2 separate regions of the Homo sapiens genome follow, and region 2 is linked to region 1. The links are chromatin contacts, found by Hi-C or POLR2A ChIA-PET in ENCODE. All regions are on one chromosome and are shown on one strand. Each heading gives the region's core, a stretch centred on a gene start or an enhancer-like site at or near the end of the contact. The rest is flanking DNA. Distances are from core to core; before and after follow the strand shown. Region 1 has its middle 38 kb from the start of NKILA. Region 2 has its middle 49 kb from the start of CIMIP1.

Region 1 (3,453 bases), core at 201-2,700:
GAGGTTAAGTGCTGTGACCAAGGTTACACAACTGGAAAATTCAGAGCCAGGATTTTGAACCCATTCAGGCTGGTTCCTTCAACCAGGCACTCCCCCTCTCTTCAGGCACATTTCCTTCCAGCTGCTCACTCTCTTCTGCTGTTACAGGAAAGCGGTCCCCATCCAGACCCCAAGTGAAGGTTCTTGGATCGCAGTTGCGCAAGAAAGGGTGAGTCCACAGTGCAAAGTAAAAGCAAATTTACTAAGAAAGTCAAGTGGTGAAAGGACAGCTACTCCACAGACAGAGGAGGACATTCCCGAAAGTAAGAGGAGGAACGCGTCCACCCTAGGTACAATGCTTGTATATATGGGCAGATGTGCTCTGCTACGAGGGTTTGTGATAAAGGATTAGTTTTCTTAATTACTGTATTTTACAAGAATCGATATTATTATCTTTAAAGTAAAATTAGGAATGCCTTTGTTCTCCAGATATCAGGATATCTGGACACTCCCAAGTCTGGGTCTGTTTAGTAAACATTATTAATTTGTTCCTTAACCATAAACATCTAGAGGCTCAGAATGCCTGACTTTCTGGGAACGCAGCCCAGCAGGTCTCGGCCTCATTTTCCAGCCCTCACTCAAGATGGAGTCGCTCTGGTTCCAACGCCTCTGACACTGAGACACTCCAGTACCCCCAGACCCTCCTCCTCCTCCCATCTCTCTCCCTTCACCCCTCCCTCCCTCCTCTCCTCTCTCCCTGCCTTCCTGCCCTTGCACTGCCAGGCTGGCATTGAGGAAGGTCGGCTTCCTTCCGCAGACAGCACATTTCAGCCAGCTCAGCTTCCTGAAGGCAACCCTCCTCCAAACCCTTTACAATTTATTTATCTAATTAAAAATCTCTCAGCAGCTCAACATGCTTGAAGAGTTCATATTTAACCAACACTCACGGCCACCCCAACCCATCCAGGCAGGGCAGGCCCTCCCAAGAGCCTTGCCCTCTCAGGCCCTGGGAGCTGGGCTGGGCAGAGCCTCCACTCAGCTCCCCAAGTCCACCTAGAGCAGGGGGGCCGGGCACCCCAGGCTCGCCCTGGCCCCCGCCAGCTGCGTTTCCGGCCAATGAACCTGCCGCTCAAAGCCTCCTTTTTAATTAACTCCATATCTCAGGCGGCCGGAGCACGTGGGCAAACTTCTGTCTGACTTCCCTGCGAAGCCCAAGCACACCCCAGTTTGCTTTCTAAGAATAGAAGCGGGAGATGGCGGGGAGGGAGGAGGCCGGAATCTAAAAATGAATGCGCAGCCCAGAGCGAAACAACCCAGGCCAGCAGAGGGGAAAGAACGCGGCGCACGCGTGCACACACACGCGCGCGCACACACACACGCACACACACGCAGAGCCCAGCCCAGTGGAGCTGTCTGCTGCCATCCTGGGTGTGAGCCGCGGACCTGGCAGCCTGCCCAGCTGTCTGGCAGGGATGGGGGTGGCGGTGGCGCTGCTCATCCCGGCAGCAGGCAGCTGGGGACGCCCATGGGAGTCTGGAATTTTTTTTTCTGGGCCGCTTGGTTTTCCCCAGTAGACAGAGGTGACTCACAGGCTGGCAGGCTAAGTGGCTCAGGGGATCATGAGAGCCCCGATGCTGCGGTGCAAAGTTCCAGGAATTCAGAAACCAAAATGCCTGGGGCAGGAGAAAGGGCAAGACTTAGCCCCCACCAGGAAGACCAGGGAGAAAAGGTAACTCCAGCTCCACTGTTGAGGGGACACTTTGGAAGAAATCGGGATGTCTACTTAGCTGCTAGTAATAATAACAATAAAAACAACACCACCACCAGCTGCCATTCATTGAGATTTTGCTCTGTCACGCTCCGTTCTAAACTCTATACTTGGAATATCTCGTGAGCCTCACAACAGCCATGCGTGGTACCACTACTCCTGCCCCCATTTCCCTGATGAGGAAACTGAGGCCGGGGAGTTTGCTGTGTGCCCAAGCTCACATACTCAGGAAGGGCTACGCCAGGATCTGAACCCAGGCGGGCCTCCTGCACCAGCAGCAGCACGTCCCTGAAAGCCAGCCCTGCCCGTGGGTGCCTATGCTTGCAGCTGTGGCACCCAGGAGTGGCCGGCACCCCGGGCAGACGTGCCGGTAGGAGTGAGGTTATGGTTCAGTATCAGGTAACAACGAACCAAACAGAGAGAAAGTTTTCCCCTCCCAATTGTCTTTCACCCTTCCTAATTATCTGTGAAGGAGAAAGTCTCAGTTGGGTGCCAACTTGTCCTCAACACTCCCTGAGCACTTGGATTCCTTTTTTGAACCAAGAGAGCAGGCTCACGCTCACGTAGACATGGGTAACACTATTTTACTTTCGCGGTGTTTATTTTTCCATCTAGTTTTGGAAAGTTACCCAGATTTCCTCTTAGGGTAGTGATACAGAGTTCACTTTTAAGACAAATTAAGTTTTGTAAGTTAGTCGAACATTTCAGAGGGAGAGAGATACTGAAATATTTGTGGATGCAAAGACATGATTTCTGGGGTATGCCTCAGAGTAATCTGCAGTGGAGGAGCGAGTGAAGACATGGAAGAAACAAGATCAGCCACGAGTGGACACTTTTTGAAGCGAAGTGATGGGTATATTACATATCATTTCAAATATTGTATCTTATATTGCAACATTTAATATGACATGTTATATATAATACATACATTATATATTATGAGTATATTGTATTAGATTAGATTACATTATATTATTCAGGCCACTTTTGTATGTATTTAAAATTTTCCATAATGAAAACATTTTTAATGCTATATAAAAACTTTGTTAACTTATCTTAAAGAAAAAAGCGAAGAAATAGTATGAGTGGCAGCCAGACATGGCAGAAAGTATGACGGTGAAGTGCAGACGACTGAGGTGTGCAGAAGGTTAACAGAGGACATGCTTCCAACATTTCCAAGTTCATGATTTCCTTTTTGGGAAGCAGGGGAAGGGGCAGGCCCTCTCTCCGGCCTCCCTCAAAGCTCTGCCCCTCTGGTCCCCGCCAACCCCTGGTGAGGAAGCCCCCTGGTGAGGTTGGGGGTCTGATGTCATCCTGGCAGACCTTGAGGGGAAGGGCAGAAAGGGAAGCATTGCCATTTTCTCTTTTCCTTTCAAGGATATAAAAGTGCACGATTGCCCAAATGATTCCCATCTGGAAATCTAATGTATTAGGAGTAAACAGTCCTGGCTGGGGTGGGGGTGGGGGAGAGGTCATTCACAGGCCACTCTGCTGGCCCCTCTGGGAGTACACAGACCTTCTGGTCCACCCAGAGCCCAGTACCAGGGAGGGTGAAACCCCTTGGTAGAACTAGAGCAGATCCCGAGGGGCTCTGGGCTTTAAGAGTTGGCCTGAGTGGTCTCGCCCAGCAGATCATGAGCCCATCAGGCAAAGGTAGGAGGAGCCCCCAAGTCCCCACCCAGCTTCAAATCTCTGCCCTTCCCAAA
Region 2 (3,623 bases), core at 49-2,548, 350 kb before region 1:
AAAACAGGGCGGCTTTCTCATTCCTCCACCTTTTTGTTCTATTCAGTGGTTTGAATGATGCTCAGCTGCATGGGGAAGAGCCATCAACTTTACCTAGTCTACCAATTCAAATGCTCAGCTTATCTGGAAACACTCTCACAGACACACCGAGAATAACATTTGATCTGGGCAGCCCTGGGCAATTGGGTTGACCCATCCAGTTAACCATCACGAATCCTTTTTTCTTTCTGGAGGCAGGTCCAGAGTCCCCACTGATACTCCTGGCAAGCCCAGGCAGAAGCAGGTGTGCTTTTCAGGATGTGTCAACTGAAGACTGGGATTGTCCTGGACTCCCTCTTGGTCACATGCCACCCCTAGGTAGCCAGGGTTCTGGGAAGCTTGCCCACCCACTGAGTGGGGTGGAGGGACAGAGGAGCACACGCCAGCCCCACCCAGACCACGTAGACCAAAGGTCGGGGGGAGTGGGTCTCCACTAAGAAGACCAGGAAGTTGTTACCAGCGGGAAAATGGGAATGCAGCAAGCAAAACCAGATGTGCTTTGCATCCTTAAAGGGTTTTGAGTAGGTGAGGAAACCACTGAGTTTGCATTTTGGGTAGGATGACTCTGTGATTTCAAGTTACTTCAGATCATTAGGGGGTGCACCTTCTATTGGCTGAGCCCCTGAGGGCAGGTGCACCAGCTCATCCCTGACTCATGGTGGGGGCTCAGATGTTCTTTTTTGTGGTGGTGGTGGTGGTGGGTGGGAATGAATGGCTTCATCTTTGTGGCTCCATCTGTGACTGAGTCATCCATTCACCCTTTTCCCTGATCCCCACCTTTCAGCATCAGATAATATTGTAACTCTTCGGGTAGCTGTGTGGCAACAGTGGCTTGCCAACCATCACCGTGATTTATCCACTGCTGTGGGTTCCCTGGACAGACCCACAATTAAGAAGAGAAAGCGGCACAGCTAAATCTCTGCTGCCTGTGAAACAACATCTATTCCCACATTTTTTTTTTTAAATTTCTTGCCGCCTGTGAGCAGGGTTTATCTAAAGTGATTATAATGGGGTGGAGGGCGGTGAGATTCTTCTCTCGTGGAATGGTGCCATAGCGAGGCCAGCTGTCAAGGGGTTCAAATACTGGAGGCATTTTGCTAGGCCATGAAAATGCATGGAATCTGGAGATTCTTGAGCCAAAGAGAGCCCAGCTGTGGTCATTTGCCAATGACCTCAGGCACTTGGAGCATGCCTGGGCTGGACAGAGTGGCCTCTGCAGTTGTCAATCCAGGCTCTCCCAAAACACTGCCTGCAGCACACACTGTGTTGCCAAGTAACAGAGAACCACAAACTGAGAAGCTCATCCCTTTCTCCATTTGTCTTCTTCTTCTTTTTTTTTTTTTTTTTTGAGATGGAGCCTTGCTCTGTCGCCCAGGCTGCAGTGCAATGGTATGATCTTGGCTCACTGCAACCTCTGCCTCCTGGTTCCAGCGATTCTCCTGCCTCAGCCTCCCGAGTAGCTGGGACTACAGGCACCCACCACCAAGCCTGGCTAACTTTTGTATTTTTAGTAGAGACGGGGTTTCACCATGTCGGCCAGGCTGGTCTTGAACTCCTGACCTCAGGTGATCTGCCAGACTTGACCTCCCAAAGTGCTGGGATTACAGGCATGAGCCACCGTGCCTGGCCCCTTTTTCCATTCTTCAGAATCCCTCTAGTGATCTCAAAGAGAAAGTCTCGGCTTAGTGCTAATATGCCTTTAACCCCTAACATTGACCATCTCCATTGGCCACGAAAGCTCTGAGTATGGAGTTTATTTTGAAGTTGATTTGAACAGAGGGGGAGCTGGATGTGGCTCAGGACCATCAGTTGAGGATGTGCAACCAGGTGTAGAACAGTTTACTCTATTTATCTCCTGGGTATTTTCTGTGTATCAAAAGTGATGTTTCTTTTTCATTTAAGATAAGAATTTAAAATTTACCTTTAAATACATTTAGGGAACAAAGTGAGAGTTGATTGAAGGAACATACTAGCATGTGGGGCAGGAGGGAAGGATGGGTGCCATGCGGCCTTGCCTTTGGTTGCAGAGTGCAACACGTTGCCGGTAAGCACCCAGTGTGGCTCGGGGCCAGCAGGGCTGCGTCATCTGGGAGCTGGTTAGAAACGAAGACCCTCGGGGCCAGGCGCGGTGACTCACACTGGTAATCCCAGCACTTTGGGAGGCCGAGGCGGGCAGATCACGAAGTCAGGAGTTCAAGACCAGCCTGACCAACATGATGAAACCCCATCTCTACTAAAAATACAAAAATTAGCCAGGCGTGGTGGCACATGCCTGTAATCCCAGCTACTCAGGAGGCTGAGGCAGGAAAATCACTTGAACCTGGGAGGCAGAGGTTGCAGTGAGCTGAGATCGCGCCACTGCACTCAAGCCTGGGTGACAGAGTGAGACTTTGTCTCAAAATAAGTAGGTAAATAAATAAATAAATAAATACCCTCGGGCCCCAGCCCAGCCCAGCTGAGTCGGAACCTGCACTTTAACATGGTCCCTAGGTGGTTTGTGTGCCAATTAAAATTTGAAGTGCCCTGGTCCAGCACATTAGATGTGCGCTCCTGTCTCCTGGTAGGTGTCTTGAGGTCAGGGGCCCCACTTCTTAAGACCCAGAGCCCTACCAGTACTTTATTTAGCATAAAGTAAGTACCTAATCAATTTGGTTAACTGCTGCCTCCCAACCACTCCTCATGACTTAGCCATCAATAGCGGAGAGAATGCAGGCATTTCGGCAGCCAGAAGCAATGTATGAATGAATGAATGAATGAATGAATGCATGAATGAATGCATGAATGAATTGCCTTAAAATTCCTACCAAGCACCCACCATTCCCCAAACAAGATGCCAAGCTACAGGAATGCAGAGTTGATTCAGATAAGGCTTCTTTAGGAAAGTCACAGTCTCCTAGGGGAAACTGAGGCATGAACATGTAATCACAATACAGTGGATGAGTGAGGTGATAGTGCTATGCCGGGGACTCCTGGGAGTGAATGTTAGCTAATCCAGGATAAGGGAAGTTAGGGAGGGCTTCCTGGAGGAGGAGACTCTCCTTGCTGAGTTTAGGAAGATGAGCAGGATTTGCACAAAGAAGAGAAGGAAGAGAATTCCAGGCAATGGACACAGCACAAAGAGAGGCAAGCGGGTGGAAGCAATGCAGGGGTGGGTTGGGGCTGGACTGGAGGGGAGGCAGGGCCAGATGATGGGAGGTTCCACAGGCCGTGGTGTGGAAGATGAGATCTTTAGGGGCTTTTAAAGGGTTGTAAGCAGAGAAAGAAAGAGGTGAGCATGGCCATATGTTTCAGCAGGAGACAGCCGGGCTCAGGGTGGGAGATGGGGTGACAAGGGTGGAATGTGGAGGGGGCCGACCCACTGGGGCGTTGCTGCTGGTCCAAGTGAGAGGCAGTGGAGGCTTGAACCGGGCAGATGCAGAGCAAGGGACAGGGCTGGGAAATCCTTTCTTCTTCCCTGGGTTCTAAACCATGGGAAGTGCTCCTCTCTGCTTCAGCTGAGATGTATTGGCTTCTTTGCTCAGCCTGCAGCCAATCCCAAATGTCACAGGCGCCTCCTTGCAGCAGCCTACTCTAGTGGAGTTTTC

What was found. Hi-C counts contacts between places; a loop is a spot of excess contacts on that map. ChIA-PET counts read pairs that join two places held with the same protein, here RNA polymerase II (POLR2A).
Region 2: a loop to region 1 is called in a map of posterior cingulate gyrus, with 2.5 times the contacts of the local background. The contact joins two enhancer-like sites. A Hi-C loop is called at or near these places in 1 of 168 maps with a recorded cell type or tissue (posterior cingulate gyrus). POLR2A ChIA-PET finds 5 or more read pairs at or near these places in 1 of 52 experiments (SK-N-SH).

The regions. Positions count from the first base shown.
Region 1 is chr20:57,746,793-57,750,245 of GRCh38, reverse strand. No RefSeq gene overlaps it. Among named protein-coding and RNA genes, the nearest start is that of NKILA, 38 kb to the right of the region's middle. RefSeq lists enhancers at 856-1,713, 1,714-2,573. Within about 2 kb of position 1,450, at least 25 of the 41 ENCODE cell types and tissues checked have a DNase peak (open chromatin) inside an H3K27ac peak, as active enhancers do.
Region 2 is chr20:58,100,051-58,103,673 of GRCh38, reverse strand. It overlaps the pseudogene HSPD1P19. Among named protein-coding and RNA genes, the nearest start is that of CIMIP1, 49 kb to the left of the region's middle. Within about 2 kb of position 1,298, at least 2 of the 41 ENCODE cell types and tissues checked have a DNase peak (open chromatin) inside an H3K27ac peak, as active enhancers do.